Regions from separate parts of the Homo sapiens genome. Here region 2 is linked to region 1. The links are chromatin contacts, found by Hi-C or POLR2A ChIA-PET in ENCODE. All regions are on one chromosome and are shown on one strand. The core of a region is the stretch at or near the end of the contact, and the rest is flanking DNA. Distances in the headings are between cores, read along the strand shown.

The links. Hi-C counts contacts between places; a loop is a spot of excess contacts on that map. ChIA-PET counts read pairs that join two places held with the same protein, here RNA polymerase II (POLR2A). Pooled maps may share reads with other maps.
Region 2: a map of natural killer cell shows a loop between it and region 1 (2.5-fold over the local background). The contact joins two enhancer-like sites. A Hi-C loop is called at or near these places in 3 of 168 maps with a recorded cell type or tissue (CD4-positive, alpha-beta T cell, astrocyte of the cerebellum and natural killer cell), 1 of 37 single-sample maps with no recorded cell type and 5 of 50 pooled maps. POLR2A ChIA-PET finds 5 or more read pairs at or near these places in 12 of 52 experiments (CD4-positive, alpha-beta T cell, GM10248, H1 and 8 more).

Annotation. Positions count from the first base shown.
Region 1 is chr3:128,757,483-128,761,517 of GRCh38, reverse strand. The region is part of intron 1 of RAB7A (RAB7A, member RAS oncogene family); the gene reads right to left. Among named protein-coding and RNA genes, the nearest start is that of RAB7A, 33 kb to the right of the region's middle. RefSeq lists an enhancer at 2,547-3,046. Within about 2 kb of position 1,922, at least 7 of the 41 ENCODE cell types and tissues checked have a DNase peak (open chromatin) inside an H3K27ac peak, as active enhancers do.
Region 2 is chr3:128,799,236-128,803,283 of GRCh38, reverse strand. The region is part of intron 3 of RAB7A (RAB7A, member RAS oncogene family); the gene reads right to left. Among named protein-coding and RNA genes, the nearest start is that of MIR12124, 46 kb to the left of the region's middle. Within about 2 kb of position 2,798, at least 9 of the 41 ENCODE cell types and tissues checked have a DNase peak (open chromatin) inside an H3K27ac peak, as active enhancers do.

The DNA.
Region 1 (4,035 bases), core at 673-3,172:
AACTGCTAGAGATGCAAAGATGACCAAGATAGTCTCCCTACCTCAAGCTTGGTTTAAGGAGACCCTGGATAAGCAGACAGGAAAATGGCAATAAATGTATGATGTCATAAGAATAGTCAAGACTTCTTCCTCCGAGTGGGATGGGGGGGTATAGAGGACTTTGACTATGGTTTGCCATATTTTAAGTTTTAAAACAATGACTATGTATGACTTCGTAATCAAAAGAAACTCTCAACACAAAAGGGGTTAGAGGTGATCAGGAATCTAACCCATTATATGAGGGCTTTAAGAACGCTTCCCAAAGAGGATACCTAGATGTTGAATCCTCAACTGGGTACAGAGATTATCTTAGAAGAATACAGGCCAGAATTTTAACATGGGGAGGAGGCAACAGGCTGAGAAACCTCAAGAACAGCTGTGCTTACTTTTTATACACTTACGCCAAGGATTTGGGGGCTGGAAAAATCTGACCTCTTGGTACTCTTGTTTCTACTTAGCTTTAGAAACAAATTCGTGCATCTGTACAATTTCCATCCTTATCTGTAAGAAAGGCTTCCTCTCCACCTCTTAGGGTTGTAGGGAGGATTCCACAGGCAAATGGGAGATGAAGCTTTTTAAGGGATAAAACACTTTATATAGGTCTATACCTTAACTGAAGTCGCTATGGGACCGGCAGTGGAAATGACATGATTTTGCCTAGGTTCCCCTACAAAGAGGATTCGACCACAAAAGATTTCAAGGCCTACACTAGTTCCATATGTTTATAACTCAGTTTAAGCTAGAGGCTGTTTTTCTGCAGCTCTTGCTAGCCAAAAACCTAACCACCTTACACTCCAGGCTTTGCCTTTGTTATGATTGCTAGATGAATTTCCTTGCTTCCACACAAAGGCTTGACAATCAACAGACGGTTAGGTGACAGCATTGACCTTATTGCTCATCCCAGTATATCTAAGGGGTACTCACAAACCAGCTATTAGCACTCTACATTGTAGGAAGTGTTTCTGAAACAGAGATATGGGAAGGATCAATATAAGAATCCTCCAAGATAAAACCTATCTCTGGGAAAAAGTGACTCCATTATTGCTGGAGTATTTGGGCTCTCCAGAGATAAACAGAACCAATAGATTACACATAAAGACAGTTATTACAAGGAATTGGCTCACAGGATTATGTAGGCTGAGAAGTCCCATGACCTGCAGTTGGGAGGTCTGAGAATCGGGAGAGCTGACAGAGTTAAGCTCTAGTTGCAGCCTGGAGTCCAGAGGGCAAAGAACACCTATGTCCCATCTCAAGCACGGTCAGGCGGAGAAAGAAGACTTTCCTGCTCAGCCTCCTTCTCTAAGCAGCCTCCCGTGGATGAAGCTCACCCACGCTGGGGAGGGCAGCCACCTTCACTCAGTCCACCAAATCTCATCCAGAAACACCCTCACAGGCACACCCAGAATAATGTTTAGCCACATATCTGGGCACCTGAGGACCAGTCAAATTGACTCATAAGTCATCATCGAGGCTGGGCATGGTGGTTCACGCCTATAATCCCAGCACTTTGGGAGGCCGAGGCAGGCAGATCACCTGAGGTCGGGAGTTAGAGACCAGCCTGACCAATATGGAGAAACCCCGTCTCTACTAAAAATACAAAATTAGCCGGGCGTGGTGGTGCATGCCTGTAATTCCAGCTACTTGGGAGGCTGAGACAGGAGAAGTCGCTAGAACCCAGGAAGCGGAGGTTGCAGTGAGCCAAGATTGCGCCACTGCACTCCAGCCTGGGTAACAAGAGCGAAACTCCGTCTCAGAAAAAAAAAAAGTCACCATCATACACGGGCAGATATGAAAACCTAACAGAGCTTACTTGAGGTTCAGGTACCATGGGGTGTTGTAACGCCCAAGCAAAAGCTGAGATCTTCAGGCTGAGGAGGAAGTGTTAAAGAACAGAATGTCAAAGGTTTCACAACACTTTGCTTCTATTTCAAAAGCTACATTCCTGCAAAGGAAGTGTAAAAGGACTAAAACTTAAAACCCATTCTCAAACTGGGCCCACAAGATCTTGGCAGAATAGACGTCCACCTGCCTCACAAGATCACCCAGTGCACAGCCTCCCTCAGACAACTTTTAGGTAGTCATGGCTAGAAACTGATCCGAGATGGCAATGCACAGCAACTGGGATAATCGGGGAAAGGAACTAACATAAACCTTCCTTACCTACCACATTAAGCTCCTGTGGCTTTTCCACCGCTAACACTGAATTCCTGCCACATTATGAGGAGCTAATACACAGTTTACTTAATCTTATTCCTCTTAGGTTAAACCATTTGCCTCAGAATGTAAATTCTCAGTTTCCCTGTAGCTACTCAACAATCTCAATGTAACTATGAAACCATATTTCATGGCCAGAGACCTATCAGCTTATGGCACATTTGGATTTCTTTGGAAAAAGAATTTGAACAGAAGATACTGATCTTAATTTAACTCATTTGTAAAACACAGGGGCTGTAAGTTGAAGATCACTGAACTTAAAAACAAGCTGTAGTCTGTTTACTACTCAACCAAAGCCTGAGTGAGTAGCATTAGAACAGTAAGTCCCCTTAAAACTCTGAGCCAGGGATTTTGTTTCTTTGTGGCAACAGAAACATTTCAAATGAACTCATATGTTAAATCTTAAGCAAAAAACAGATAAAACACAGCTATTCGTGGGATGGCCGAGAGCAATCCAATGCTACCAAAGGATCATGTTCAAGGAACCCTCAAGAGTTCTGTCCACAACCAGAATATCATTGATATACTCCAAACCCTTTTATCTGATATATGAGAAAACTAATGCTCAGAGACAGAAGCATGCTTGCCCAAGAGTAAAAATCCCTAAAGATTTTTCGTTGTTGTTTTAAAGTCATTCATTCTTGATGAATGTCACTACAAACAAGCAGAATTAAAAAACCAAACGCAGGAGGCTGGGCCAGTGGCTCACGCCTGTAATTCCCAGCACTTTGGGAGGCCGAGGCGGGCGGATCACGAGGTCAGGAGACCGAGACCATCCTGGCTAACACGATGAAACCCCGTCTCTACTAAAAATACAAAAAAAAATTAGCTGGGCGTAGTGGCGGGCGCCTGTAGTCCCACCTACTCGGGAGTCTGACGCTGGAGAATGGCGTGAACCTGGAAGGCGGAGCTTGCAGTGAGCCGAGATAGCGCCACTGCACTCCAGCCTGGGCGACAGAGCCAGACTCTGTCTCAAAAAAAAAAAAAAAACAAAAAAACAAACACTGGGGTGGTGGCTCACACCTGTAACCCCAGCAATTTGACAGGCTAGGGCAGGAAGATCATTTGAGGCCGGAAATTCAAATCCAGCCTAACCAATATAGTGAGAGGCTGCCTCTACAAAAAAATTTAAAAATTAGCCAGGTGTGGTGGCTCACACCTGTAATCCCAGTGATTTGCGAAGCCAAGGACAGAAGACTGCTTGAGCCCAGAACTTTGAAGTTAGAGTGAGCTACAATCGCACCACTGTACTCCAGCCTGGGTGACAGAGCAAGACCCTGACTCTAAAAATAAAAAAAATAAAATAGGCTGGGCGCAGTGGCTCACAAGTGTAACTCCAGCACTTTGGGAGGCTGAGGCAGGAAGACTGCTTAAGCCCAGGAGTTGGAGACCAGCCTGGGCAACACAGCAAGACCTTGTCTCTGTTTTCTTAAAAATATTTTTCTTAGGCCAGGCACAGTGGCTCATGCCTATAATCCCAGCACTCTGGGAGGCTGAGGCAGGTGGATCACTTGAGGTCAGGAGTTCAAGACCAGCCTGGCCAGCATGGTAAAACCCCACCTCTACTAAAAATACAAAAATTAGCTGGGCGTGGTGGTGGGCACCTGTAGTCCCAGTTAGGAGAATGAGGCAGGAGAAATCACTTGTAACCCAGGAGGCAGAGGTTGCAGTGAGCTGAGATCATGCCACTATACTCCAGCCTGGGTAACACAGCAAGACTTGGTCTCAAAAAAAAAAAAATTGTTTTTAAAATAAATAAAAATATTTTATTTAAAAAATAAA
Region 2 (4,048 bases), core at 1,549-4,048, 41 kb before region 1:
AACATTTTATGATTTGTACTTTCTGTATTTTCAAATGCCAAAGGTGAAAAGTATTCACTATTTTCATTTTTTAAGTTTTCACTTTGTATTTTTTCCACCTTCAGGTCTTGAATCCTCTGGTTCCCCCAAGCTAGAATGTAAAGCCCTGTCCTGGTCCCACTTATTTACCCTACTGGCTGAGCGCAGTGGCTCATGCCTGTAATCCCAGGACTTTGGGAGGCCAAGGTAGGTGGATCACCTGAGGTCGGCAGTTCGAGACCAGCCTGGCCAACATGGTGAAACCCCGTTTCTACTAAAAATAAATACAAAAAATTAGCCAAGCGTGGTGGCAGGCGCCTGTAATCCCAGCTACTTGGGAGGCCGAGGCAGGAGAATTGCCTGAATCGGGGAGGCAGAGGTTGCAGTGAGCTGAGATCAGGCCACTGCACTCCAGCCTGGGCGACAGTGAGACTCCTGTCTCAAAAAAAATAAAAAATAGGCTGGGTGTGGTAGCTCACGCCTGTAATCCCAGCGCCGTGGGAGGCTGAGGCGGCCAGATCATGAGGTCAAGAGATCAAGACCATCCTGGCTAACATGGTGAAACCCCATCTCTACTAAGAATACAAAAAATTAGCTGGGCGTGGTGGCACACACCTGTAGTCCCAGCTACTCGGGAGGCTGAGGCAGAATTGCTTGAACCCAGGAGGCGGAGGTTGCAGTGAGCCAAGATCACGCCACTGCACTCCAGCCTGGGCGACAGAGTGAGACTCCATCTCAAAAATAAATAAATAAATACATACATACATAAATAAAATAAAATAAAATATGTACCCTACAACACCCTTCTCTCCATGTATTACCAGAGAGGTGCACCCTGTGCCCTCTGTTCCTGTGCTCTGTGTATTACTATACTAATATCACTGTTTAAACTACCACAAACTCACAATAAACTGTTCCCTGGAAATTTGTCATGCCTATTTGATTCCATCTAAGATACTAATCAATTTCAGATTCTTTCTGAACAGTATAGAGAACTTTAAAAAACAAGAAACACAGCAGTCACTAATCTTTCCCTACACATTAGATTACACAGTTCTGATCTTTGTTTCCTCATATTACTTTGGAAGTTACATACTCACGATTCCAAAAATAGATACAAGTATACTATTGAAGTGTTCTTCCTTCAGACCTATCTTCATGAAATCACTTTCTGCCTGGAGTTATCCTTTAGAACTTCTGCCACTAGCCCTTAAAGATGTACTCTTTCATTCAGGAGGGTTATTTCAGCAGAGACAGAACACTGTGCTGCCCATCTCTTTCTCAACATACCCCACTGCCTGCTGGGCTCTGCTGCTACTGCCAAGAGTCACCTGGCAGCCTCAGTGCTGTGCTTGTCAGGTTTTCCTCAGTCTATTTTTAAGTCTTTTTTTTTTAATTTCATTATGACTTACACAGAATTCTTTTTATTTATCCTTCCTGGAATTTGGGCTTCTTGAGTCAGTGGATTGGTGCCACACCAATTCTCGAAAATTCTCAGCAAATATCATCTTTGATCTATTATTCTCTCTTTACACCTTCTGAGACTGATTAAAAGTAGGTCCAACCTTCTCACTTTCACTTATTTCTTTCATATTTCCTGCCATTTTTCTTTCATTCTTCCAGCCCTTTTCTGGTGTGGCCAATCTGCTATGATTTAGCAGCATTCTCTGAATTTCCAAATTTCATTGATTGTGCTTCATTTTCTCCCCCTATCAATGTTAACTGTTTCGTTTCTTCCCTGCAGATAAACGATTATCTTATCTTTAACCAAAGCCCCTTTAGTGAGGTATGGCTGACATACAAAGGCTGCACACAAACCATCACTACAATGTAGGCCACAAACCTACTCATCAAAAGGTTCCCCCCATCCTCTTATTATTACTTTTTGTGATAAGAACACTTAAAATAAGATCCTCTTAGTAAATTCTTTCAAAAAATTTTTTTGTAGAGATGAAATGTGCTATTTTGCCCAGGCTAGTCTCAAACTCCTCTCTTGGCCTCCCAAAGCACTAGGATTACAGGCATGAGCCACCGCATCCAGCATGCAAATTTTTAAGTGTACAATACAGTATTGTTAACTACAGGCACTATGCTGTACACATCTCTAGGATTTATTCATCTCATATAACTGAAACTCTGTATCCTCCTTATTTCTTTAAATACAAAAAACACTCTGGAATTACCAGGGAAGTTTCCACTGGTTCTTTCTTGTGGTGCCTTGTTTTATTTTGATTATGTTTTACTGCAAGCTGCTAAAAGCCCTCGAAAAACACATGAGGATTCCTCAAGATCAGGATAATGACGCCTTTGTGCAGAGACAATGATTTTCATTTACTTCTAGTATCTGAAGCTGGCTGCAAGAGCACAAGGGTCATCCTTTTGCTTCAATCTCTTGGGAACTTGTTATCTTTTTCCACTCTTTCCTCATCTACATGAAATCACTTTCTGCCTGGAGTTATCCTTTAGAACTTCTGCCACTAGCCCTTAAAGATGTACTCTTTCATTCAGGAGGGTTATTTCAGCAGAGACAGAACACTGTGCTGCCCGTCTCTTTCCCAACATACCCCACTGCCTGCTGGGCTCTGCTGCTACTGCCAAGAGTCACCTGACAGCCTCAGTGCTGTGCTTGTCAGGTTTTCCTCAGTCTATTTTTAAGCCTTTTTCTTTTTTAGTTTCATTATGACTTACACAGAATTCTTTTTATTTATCCTTCCTGGAATTTGGGCTTCTTGAGAAGCCCACAGTGCGCTGTGGATCTCCTGATGGGGTTTACTTCAAGAGTGCAGCGCCCCAAGGTCCCAGCTTAGTAGTACAGACGGGACTGTTATGACAACCCCCGACCCAGCAGGGGCCGAACTCTGATTTCTGAATTCGCTGGCCCACATGGCTACCAAAACCACAGCTCAGCTGGAGAAGTTCTATTTTCCCTCAGCAAAAGGCAGTCTGAGTCTTGCTGTGACACATGGAGAATCTTCAGATGGGCCTTTACCCCAGCTCCCTGAAGTAATTCTACTCCCTTCTGCCTTCTGTTGAGAATTTGTCAGTCTGTTGTTCCTTTATAAGTCATGTCTTTTTTTTCTATAGTTGCTCTTAAGATTTTGCTTTTCGGTCTTCTACAATTTTAAGTCTTCTTTTAGAAAATTTGCTCAGCTCTTACGGCTTACTGCTTTTTTCAGCTCCATTTAATCTACAGTTTAACTGTTCCTTTAGCTTATTTCAATACTATGTTTTCACTTCTTGAAGTTCTAAGTTTTCCATATCCTCATTTTTTTATAGTATCCCTTTCCATTATGGTTTCTATTTCTTTTTAGAACATCTCTAGTCATTGTGAACATCTCTTGTGGTACATTATTTCCTCATGTGGTTATGAACTCATCTTCTCTCCTGCGGTACTAAATGTCCCTACAGAGTGGTCTTACCCTTGTTTTTGCCAGGAATGACAGGGATTTATGTTAAATCCTTTGAGACAAAGATTTCTGTACATGTGGAGAGTGGGACTGAGAATCTCCAACAACTGCAGACACAAGCTTTGCCAATTTCTTGGGCCAAGGTTTTCCAGTTCTACTCTCAAGCTTGACTTGCTTAAACTGTAGTTACATTTTGAAGATCTCTAGGTGTATGTGTGTAGGTGAGGTGAGGATGAGAGATTCATACCAGCTCTGTCCTAGAAGTGTGAGTCAATTAAGAGTCCTGATCCTCTAGGAGCATGCCATGGCTCGAGGTCAACACGTGCACAAATTTCTACCTTTAACCTACATCATTCACACATTTCAGCAAGCCCCCACTATTTGCCAGGTACTTTCTAGGACTATAATGGGATTAGAATTGTATTTGCCTCTAGAAGCACATAGGAAAGAACAACTGCCATGGAGATAGAAGTTTCCAAAGATCTGAGCTAAAAGTTGGAGACTTCAGGTGGGTATACAGGCCCTGCTGGAAGCAGAGACATATCCACCAACACAAGTCTGTAAGAGCAGCACATGATTCGGAATGACTGGAACGAGACAAAAAAAAAAAAAGTGAGTAACAG